Regions from separate parts of the Homo sapiens genome. Here region 2 is linked to region 1. The links are chromatin loops, found by intact Hi-C in ENCODE. Cell type or tissue: PC-3. All regions are shown on one strand. Links, peaks and the distances in the headings refer to the core of each region. The heading gives the core; the rest is flanking DNA.

What was found. Peaks named below come from ENCODE experiments on the same cell type or tissue, not always from the same donor. Only the 100,000 strongest peaks of a DNase experiment are listed, where the experiment ranks them.
Region 2: a loop joins it to region 1, with 6 times the contacts of the local background. A loop is called at or near these places in 1 of 110 quality-filtered maps.

What each region holds. Positions count from the first base shown.
Region 1 is chr20:21,182,663-21,188,053 of GRCh38, forward strand. All of the region lies in intron 6 of KIZ (kizuna centrosomal protein), which reads left to right. Among named protein-coding and RNA genes, the nearest start is that of KIZ-AS1, 33 kb to the right of the region's middle. In PC-3, for the core only: no CTCF peak of the experiment used is centred there; DNase peaks (open chromatin) are centred at 309, 759, 1,269 and 2,319; H3K4me3 peaks cover 428 bases; H3K27ac peaks cover 2,646 bases.
Region 2 is chr20:21,086,255-21,091,645 of GRCh38, forward strand. It overlaps a transcript of LINC00237 not described here. Among named protein-coding and RNA genes, the nearest start is that of LINC00237, 17 kb to the right of the region's middle. RefSeq lists an enhancer at 3,675-4,226. In PC-3, for the core only: no CTCF peak of the experiment used is centred there; a DNase peak (open chromatin) is centred at 3,347; H3K4me3 peaks cover 1,605 bases; H3K27ac peaks cover 1,209 bases; H3K27me3 peaks cover 2,169 bases.

The DNA.
Region 1 (5,391 bases), core at 192-5,191:
GGTGTGCATCTGTAATCTCAGCTACTCGGGAGGCTGAGGCATGAGAATCACTTGAACCCGGGAGGCAGAGGTTGCAGTGAGCCGAGATTGTGCCACTGCACTCCAGCCTGGGCAACGGAATGAGACTGTCCCCCCACCAAAAAAAAAAAAAAAAAAAGACCAAATAGTAAATATTTTAGACTTCTTTTCTCCTCTCCCCTCCCTCTCTCTGCTCTTTATCTCTTTAAATATGTGCTCAAGAGCTATACAACAGCAGGCTGTGGCTGGATTTGGTCACTCCTGGCTTAGATTAATCACAGTCTACTCTGGAATGAGGCAAGGGGTTATTGCCCCATGAGTTATACAAGGGAGAGGTTGATTACTAAACAAAATTGGGGTCCCATGAAAAGGAAGAAGGGAGATGGACACTGAGTAGGCAACTGCACGATTGCTAAATTTGGTCCAAAGAAAGGTTAGTAGATGCAGAGAACAGCCAAAGGGACTGAATCTGGAGACAACTCTACCCCAGCAAGGTGTTTGTCCTGTGACTGGTGGGTTAAAATGGGAATGCAACAGGCAAGTTGTTTGTGATGAATAGGTATTGCTTTCATAATCAGAAAAAAAATTAAGACCATCTTTCAGAAATGTTCTAAAATTCGATTGTGTGATGGTTGCACAACTCTGAGTATACTAATAAAAACCATTGACGTGTACATTTTAAGTTAGTGAATTTTATGACATGTGAGTCATATCTCAGTAGAGCAGTTAAAAAAAGAATCTCTTGAATTCCAAAGCTTAAAAACCATGGACCGCAGCTCTGTGGTGCTTGCTGTTTAGAGGCAAGGGCGCCTTTGGCTGTGTGGCTAGCTTCACGGCTTTCACGGATGGCCTTGGAAATCTTCCCATAATGGGAATGCTTTTAATGACCATTTCTTTTTACATATGTGCTAAATATTTTTCAGGCCATGCAAAATATTTTACATTTTATAATCAAAGAATTAGCATGCTTACAATAAAAATAAAACTGATACAGAAACAGTAAATTACAGGATTTTTTTTTGTCCCTTTTAACCCTTTTTAAAGTGTATTTTCTCTTTTTATGCAGTAGGACTCATTCACTGCATATGTCAATGCAGCCCAGTGGTAGACAGTCTTCAGGCTGGCTTTGCCCAAGCCTCAGATGGTACCAGTGGGCTCTGACTTCTCTGTTTCCCTCTGATCTACTCCGTCTGGATCAACTCAGTTCTTAGGCCCTGCAGCTGGAGAATTTTTCCCTGGCATGCTGAATCAGAGGCTGTCATTGGCTCTGACCACATCATATGCCCATCCCCTACACAATCACTGAAGCAAGGGCAGAGTCCATTGGCTTTTACCTGGATCTCATGCTTCACTCAAGCTGTATGGGTTAGGATAGGGGAGTAGTGGTTCGTCAGAATAAAACTGGGTTCTGTTAATGGTTGCCAGGTGGCAGACCCAACACTTTCCTTCTCTGCATCCCTGACATCTTTTTTTTTTTTTTTTTTGAGTCAGAGTCTCGCTGTTGTTGCCCAGGCTAGAGTGCAATGGTGCGATCTCAGATCACTGCAACCTCTGCCTCCTGGGTACAAGTGATTCTCCTGCCTCAGCCTCCCAAGTAGAGCTGGGATTACAGGTGCCCACCACCACACCCAGCTAATTTTTTGTATTTTTAGTAGAGACGGGGTTTCACTGTGTTAGCCAGGCTGGTCTCGAACTCCTGACCTCAGGCGATCCACCTGCTCGGCCTCCCAAAGGGCTGGGATTACAGGCGTGAGCCACCACGCCCGGTCCCCTGACTTCATTACTGCCTGTTGTTGCCCATTTCATTCTTCCTTCTTTAGTTCTATGTGGCATACTTTCCCTTTAATTATCTTTAACTTATAGTTCTCACCTTTGAAGAATAGCAGTTGAGCTTCTAGTGACAGACTTTTGGAAAAACCAAGTTTGTTTTAAGGTGGGATTTGACAAAGAACCTTCAAGCTTGATAACTGAGTGGGAAAGCTTCCCTTCAGTGAGGGAAAAGTGTCTGCAGGTAGGCCAGGTGAATGAGACACCCTAAAACTTGAAAGTTAAGCAGGAAATAAGACTTTAATGTTTCCTGGGGCCTCGTGTCGTGGCATGCCTTTTATCCCAGCACTTTGGGAGGCCGAGGTGGGAGGATTACTTGAGGCCAGGAGATTGAGACCAGCCTGAGCAACATAGCAAGACCTTGGCTCTATAAAAATAAAAATAAGTTAGTCAGGCATGATGGTACACACCTGTAATCCTAGCTACTCAGGAAACTGAGGTGGGAGGCTTGCTTGAGCCCAGGAGTTGGGAAATACAGTGAGCTATGATTGCATCACTGCATTCCAGCCCAGGCAACAGAGCAAGACCCTGTCTCAAGGAAAGGAAAAAAATAATTGTGTGTGTGTGTGTCTGTGTGTACGTGTGTGTATGCACGTGCACGTGCTTTCTGTACTTTTATACTGAATCTATTTTGAATTTGGGTTGGAAGCTTTAGAATATTACCTTAACCTACAAGAGAGATGTGAGGAATAGTTCTGAGTCCCCTATCTTTTATGGCTTTCAACTATTTTTCTCACTTTTTTTCTGACGGTTTTCCTTTGTCAGTGTAAATTCATTTTGATTTGCTTGTTATTTTGATGGACTGGAAATGTGTTTTTAAATCTGAAAACAGTACTAGTTTCAAATTTGTTTTCTTTACTGTAGTGATTCTCAGATATATTTTAGTAAAATTATTCTACCTTTTTTTTTTTTTTTTTTTTGAGACGGATTCTCACTCTGTCACCCAGGCTGGAATGCAGTGGCATGATCGCGGCTCACTGTAACCTCTGCCTCCTGGGTTCAAGCGATTCTCCTGCCTCAGCCTCCCGAGTAGCTGGGATTACAGGCAGCCACCACCACACCCGGCTAATTTTTGTACTTTTAGTAGAGACAGGGTTTTACCATTGTTGCCCAACAGGGTCTCGAACTCCTGGCCTCAAGTGATCCACCCACCTTAGCCTCCCAAAGTGCTGGGATTACAAGCGTGAGCCACCACGCCCAACCCTACTTTTTTTTTTTTTTTTAAACAGAGTCTTGCTCTGTTGCCCAGGCTGGAGTGCAGTGACGCCATCCTGGCTCACCACAGCCTCAACCTCCCAGGTTCAAGCAGTTCTCCTGCCTCAGCCTCCCGAGTAACTGGGACTACAGACGTGTGCCACCATGCCCTGCTGGAATTATTCTACATTCTAAGTTCATAGGAAAATTAATCTTTGAATTTTGAGAACCGTCTCAAAATTGGTTTACTAAAACTTGGGCACCTGCTATATAGTTTGCCTACTAGAAGATAATAAAATGAATGAGAGTACCAAATGAAAAATAATGGAAAGTATGGAAGTTGCTGATCTCGACAGATTCTTAAATCATGGACGTATGTGTTAATGGTTTGATTTTTATATTGTGTACATATATTTATTGTTTACTAGTAAAAAATGTTCTAATTTATGTGATAAATGGAATATATCAATACTTCATGGCAAAAATTTTTGTGAATTTCAGGTGTTCTGCCACCTTAAACGTTGAAAAGCACTGCTTTCCAGGATAGCCAAATCCCTAAAAGAATTTCTGGTCATGAGACTGATTATCCTTACTGATCAGCTGTGTCACACATCACATGGACATATGATGTCCATGTGATGGACTGGACTGGGCATGGTTGTTTTAGGAGCATGACTGGCATCTGTAATCATGAGTACACTTGGAATCCGTTTCTTCCGTTTCGAAAAGTCCACTTACCCGGAATTGGGACTTGTCTGACATCCCCTAAACTCTGACACTGACAAAAGAGGTCATTGCATCTGGTTCCCAGCTACTTCCATACTTTCCATTATTTTTCATTCGGTACTCTCATTCATTTTATTATCTTCTAGTAGGCAAACTAGATAGCAGATGCCAAAGCTTTAGTAAACCAATTTTGGGAAGGTTCTCAAAATTATAAAGAGTAATTTTCCTAAGAACTTAGAAAAGACCACTTTACTCAAATGTAGAATAATTCTACTAAAATATATCTGAGAATCACTACAGTAAAGAAAACAAACTCAAATCTAACAGGCTGTCCTAGGAGAGCCAGTTAGCTTTTGTTGTTTTCTTGCTTACATCCCGCCTTCCCTTCTTCCACACTTAATCCATTTATCCATTCATAATACTTGTTCTTGTCCACTTTCATTTTTCTTATTTCTTCTTTTTGTCTTTGGCTTCCTCTTAGCAGCTTCTTAGACAAACAAGCACTTGAATAATAAATTGATTCAGCATCTTCAGTTTAATACAGGGCAGGTTGAGCATCCCAAATCCCCAAATCCAAAGTCCGAAATGCTCCAAAATCTGAAACTTTTTGAGTGCCAACATGATGAATGTTTATTGGAGCATTTCAGATTTGGGATACTTATATTCCAAAATCAAAAAATAAAAATTAAAAAAAAACACAATTCAAAATCTGAAAAAATTCAAAATCCAAATTCCCAACCATTTCAGATAAAGGATACTCAACCTATATTGATCCTCTAAGGGTTCAACAGCAAACCAGCCCAATCCTTTCAGCCATCCTATATTTGGTGTCTACCATGCTCAGGGAGCAGGAGGCATGATATTCATAAGCCAGGCATTTCACTGTTATCATGGAAGTAGACCCCGAGCAAAGTCAGAACCCAGGATGGGACCTGCCCTACTCATCTGAGTGCCCCCTCAGTGGAGGATAACTCTGTACTAGACCCATTCCCATTCATCAGACTAAATTGGCCTCTGTGGAGACTCACTTATCCTAGAGAAGTGACATGGCAGCTTATTTCAGGGTCTCAGCATTGCCTGAGCCGAAATTCAGTAAGCCTATCCACCGTGCCATCATGCCTTCTTGTTTCCCTTCTCCCTGAATCCGCTCACCTAGTGTAACCCTCACCAGCCCAGTCTGAGCCTCCTCGTCTCCTCTCTTAAACACACGTGTATATATGGATAGAAACAGACAGACAGACATGGAACAACACAGCAGAGTCTGATGTTTTGTTTTATGGTCCTGCGTCAGCCGTTAATCCTCACAAAGATAATTCTACCTTGACAACACCAGATACCTTTTCATCATCATCATTTAACCTCTAGAGTTTAATGATAGAACTGATTATAATGTCTAGTAAATTCTTTATGATATGTTTGTAGTATTTTAAAACTTTTTGAAAATACAGAGCCTAATTGTATTAAATTTGGGGAAGGCATAAAGTTGTATGATAATAAGACATTTACCCTCGTTGGGCCTCAGAAAATGACACCCCAAAGGGAAGGCCCCAGAAGTAAGTTTCTCTCTGATCTTCTCCCACTCTCCTGTACCTCAGCCTCATTTTCTCAGAGGTAAGCTTTAGAAAC
Region 2 (5,391 bases), core at 262-5,261, 96 kb before region 1:
TGCAGAAACATGAGAGATCTATAGAGAACTGCCTCTCAACAATATTGCAATCAAAATGTACATTTACAAAGTCATTTAGGTAAATCATTACAGACAAGGCCAAAAGGAACTTCGTTTGATATTCCACTTCTCCAAGTCCCAGAGGTGATCATGGCTTGTTTGGTGCATACCTTTCCAGACTATTAGCTATACAATCACAAGTATCTATATCTATATACGTATAGATATGTATCTATATATATAGAGAGAGATACATATCTATATAGATACATATCTATATATGGATACCTATATATGTACTATATATATAGTACATATATAGTGTATATATAGTATACACTAGTATATATATGTATATATAGTATACTATATATAGTATACTATATATAGTATACTATATATGTATAGTATACTATATATAGTATACTACATATACATATGTAGTATACTATATATACATATATACTATATATAGTATACTATACTATACATGTACTATATATATACATATACTATACTATACATGTACTATATATACATATACTATATATATGTATAGTATACATATATAGTGTATACTATATATGTATAGTATACACTATATATGTATATAGTATACACTATATAGTATATATGTACTATATATAGTACATATATAGTATATATACACTATATATGTACTATATATAGTATATATGTACTATAGTATATATATACACTCTATATGTACTATAGTACATATATAGTACATATATAGTATATATGTACTCTATATAGTATATAGAGTACATATATAGTATACATATATATACACACCCACACCCACACACTATATATGTAGAGAGAGAGACAGAAACAGAGATAGAGACAGAGAGACAGACATAGAGATAGAGACAGAAAGAAGTTATTTGGGGGCAGTATGGATTATGAATTAAAAATTTGACATCATTCTCTTCATGTCATTTTGCAACTTGTTTTCGCTTAACAGGATCTTGGCATTTTTCTTTTCCTTCTTTCCTTGCCACTATATGCCAACAGATCTCCCTTCTTCTAATCTGCTGCCTAGAGAGCCATGGCATGGATGTGCCATGGTTTAATTAAACATTCCCCTTTTGAATGGGTTCAGTTTTTTCTTTCTCTTATTGCAAACAGTGCTTCAGAGACCATTGTCAGACAGGTCTCTATAAATTTGTGCAAATATCTACTTAGAGTGGCTTGAGGAAGGACAAAGAAGAAGGACTGCTGTCAAATTTACCCTCCAAAAACATCATCCCAGTTACATCTCAATGGTAGCTTATGAAAGTGCCATTTCCCCATGACCTTGCCAAAATGAAACATTGTTGTTCACTTTAATTTTTGTCATTTGGAAAGGAAAGAAAAATTACATCTTGTTGGCATTTTAGTTTGCATTCCCCCAGTCTCTAGTAAAGCTGAACATATTTTCATGCCTTAATTCTTAAATTACCATTTCTTAACATTTATGTGCCCAGAACTATAATGGGCACTTTACGTGAACTATTTCATTTTATCTTCACAATTCATTCCTGATATAATAGTGAGGAACGAGCAAATATTTTTTCCCAGGTGACAGATGAGTAAACTGAGGCTTAGAAGCTAGGGAACTAGCGTGGATTCACACATCAAGTGTTTATGGCAGCAAACTCCTCCTGCCAATTAATTACACAGTACCTGTTCTCTTCTTCTTTAGTAAAATAATCCAAACTTTAAGGGGAGCAGCAACGTGTCCAGCTTCAAATTCATACCTCCCAGCCTTCCCTGTAGGTAGAAATGGTCATGTGATTACATTGTTACCAATGCATTACAGCTGCAAGTTGAGGGTGGAGCTGTTTCCCAAAAGGCTCCTTGAAAGTAGGAGTAGTTCTTTTGCCTTTCCCTTCCTCCTCCTTCCTCCTTCAGATGAGATGACTGAAACTGCCGCAGTCACTATAGGACCGTGAATAAAGGTGGCGTAGAAAGATAAAAAGAACCCGGGACATTGATAGCATCATGGGGCCTGTTCTCCTCCACCCTAGTCTACCTACGTCTAGAATTCTGGTTACGTGAGCAAACCCACTCTGCATTTCTGTTATTACTGATACAGTGATGGAGCCAGGATTTGAACCAAAGCTATGCTGAGTCATTCCTTCTCATCCAGGTAACACTCTCCACACAAACGCTATACTATTACTACAGAAGTCACCATCTGTGGCCAATAAAGACTGGAGAAATCTTGCTCCAGCTATTCTTTCTCAGGACAATTGGAGTTGCAAGTCTTGGAAGTAGGAATAATTTCAACCTCATAACAGCAATAGAAAAGGTAGTGCTTGTGAAAGATAAAAGTAGAAATAGCCTAACACAGCATAACTTTCTTTATTGATAGTATCTACACAGGGAAATGTGGATTTATAGAAAAGAACAACATGTCAAATGATTACAAACAGAAAGTTCTGATTCTGGCCTCACTGTTGTATTTGCTATTGACCTTAGAAAAATAACAGTTTCTATCTGTTTCCCTTTTCTTACAATGTTAATAAAATAGATCTTTGAGCCATGGGCTTGTGATGAGAGTCCAATGATGAAATATACATAAAAGCTTTTCCAAAAAAAAAATCAACATGTTCGGTGCTCTGAACCTGGAAGGAATCACTATACGAATACTGCATTCCTAGTGTATGTGTAACCCATGCACAGAGAACCCTGTGGTTATTATTATCAGATTGTAGCGACCCCAATTTTCTTCCTCTTTTTTAGCCATTAAGTAATAGGAGACCCCATGAGACACAGGAATAATGTCAGAATGGAGCAACATTGTCACAGTGAGGAGTAGGTGTGCCCGTGTATGTGTGTGCATGTGTGTAAGATTTAACCTTTTTCTCATTGAGTTTCATATATTTCATGCAAAGGATTGCTGAATATTCATTGATGTATCTAGTATCCACAAGTATGCTATTAGAAATGTATTATTTATCTATATTTTTGAAAGGTTGAAATAATTCAGTGTTGATCCTTTGCAAGATAGGTTTGCTACCTTTAAACTGAAGTGACAATAACACCCTTCGGTTTCTCTCAAGTTGTGCTGATATCCTTGATGTCTCTAACAAACCAGAGACTGCCTGTGAGAATCCTGTATGTCACCATTAAATTGAAAAAGGCTTGAAATATCAAAACCTCACTTCTGGTAGGGAAGGGAAACGAGAAAAAAGCAAACCGATGGTTATTCATGAATCACCCCGGGCCTGCCATGATAAATAACAGTGGCCTCTTTCTTCTCTTCGCTGGGCTCGTAATTCTCTCCCTGAAGGTGTTTTACCTGCACAGGAAGAATTGGGCTGGAGGGATGTCTAGTAAAAATGATTTTTAAAGCCTCTTAAAACGCAAAAGCCTATGTTTGGGTTATGAGTCATTCTTTTTGCATACAGCAAACAATGTCCAATTAATCTCAGCCGACTGGGGAGATGGGACTAAAACAATTTGCAATGTTTAGTCTGTGGTTTTGTGACAACCTAGTGATGTTAAGAGAAAATTAAATACTCGATAAAATAGCTTATTTGAAAAGATTACAAGCGAAGGCGTCTAGATTTGGGCTTCTCCTGCAACATTAAACATGAGGATTCACTGTCCAAATATGGGTTCCGCATATAAGGTAGGAAATATTTATGCCATTTCCACATTAAAAGGGTAGCATATTATTTGTAATGAAATACAGCAATACAAAAATAATCAGTCAAAGTGCAGCTTCAGTGTGTTTTTATGTAGACGTCTGAATGTCTTTCCATTGTTTCAGCAGAGAGCTGCTGTTTTCTCCTGCGCTGACAGGCAATGCTATGTGATATGTTGGCAAACAATTTTACTGTTTTCCTCTCTCTTCTTATGAACGATATTTATAGACTCCGAATTGCATTTGGTTCCGCTTTCCGACACAGTTATCTTCTTGGGCGTGGATTAAATGAAGATCTGGGTGTTGAAAGACATTTACATAAGTGCTGTTTGTGAACAGGAAGGCCAGTTCTTCTATTATCGCCAGAACATTTAAATCTTAATGACTGGCATTGTTGTCTAAAAGACGGTGTTTTTCCTGCTGAGAAACTGCATTAGATTCAAGAAACGAAGCTCATTTCCATTCTCTCAGCAGTCTTCTCTAGAAATGACATGCAGTGCTTGAAACTGTTTATTTCCAAATTCAGGCCTCCCTCGCATCAGTCATCAGCTTCAATTACCAGTTTTCCGGAGCCGAGCCATCAGGCAGTCTGACACCGGGGTCCGGCCTAATTCCCACCTTCTCCAGAGTCAAGAGCATAATGTGCGGATGAAAAGGTGCAAAATAGCTTGGACTTCATTAGCATGCAGGGCCTGGCTGTTCATTTGCCGGCTGCGGATGGAAGTTCTGACACTCGGAGCTTGCTGCAAAATGAGAAAAGTCCTCTTCAGGGGAGATGAGGTCCTTGGTGGTGAGGAAAGGTCATCAAAAAGACAGCCGCTGCCCTTGCTCCCTGCTCTCCATGACTGCTTATTGATTCCAGGAACACCTCATTACACGCCGGATCAACATATTATTGCCATGTTCTGGGACTGAATTGTTTACAAGTGTCTTTATCGCCAGCAAAGGCCTGCCCGGAGATGCATGACTACACTCATTTGGCTGTGACCCGCCAATTATGTGTTATCCGATATGTTGCTGGGTATCTTGATCTTTGCCCGGGTCTTCTCCTGGCATCAACACAGTCCCATTTACTACTTCTTTCTAACCACTCTTTGGGAAAGTAGCCATTAGCCTGTCAGTGTGTAAATGTGCGTGTGTGTGTGTGCGTGTGTGTGTGTGTGTGTGTGTGTTACCTCTGCTACAGGAAATCTGAGCATCGATGCTCCATTGCTTGCTATTCATGAGGTGCATAATCATTTGGGGGAAAGAAATTCTCACTCACACTCACACACACACACCTTTTTTTATGGCATCCAGGGTAACCCACACAATTTGCAATCAGTATGCACAACAGAGAGCATAATGCAGCTTGTTAGCAGCTCCCTCTGCTTACATATAGGCCCGACGAGAGAGCCGTCATATTTTATTTGGGCATAGCTACTGCAAACCACTGCACAGGACCATTTTAATCTTTCATTACAGACACTTCTATGGCTCCATAAAAGAAAGAGTGGACTAGCAACTTGATTAAAAACTTAGTAAAGAGATTGTGCAAACCCTCCCATCCCTGAAAAGTGGAGCCACAGCCTTAGTTTCTTACTGACGCCACTCTGCAATGCAAATGTGACTTCCATTTCCCTCCAATGGTGACTACTGACATAAATTTAATGATGCTGAGAATTGACAACTTCTATTAATTTTTGTGAATATTGCTTGGAGAAGGTTTAACGACTCCACCAAACATTAGGACC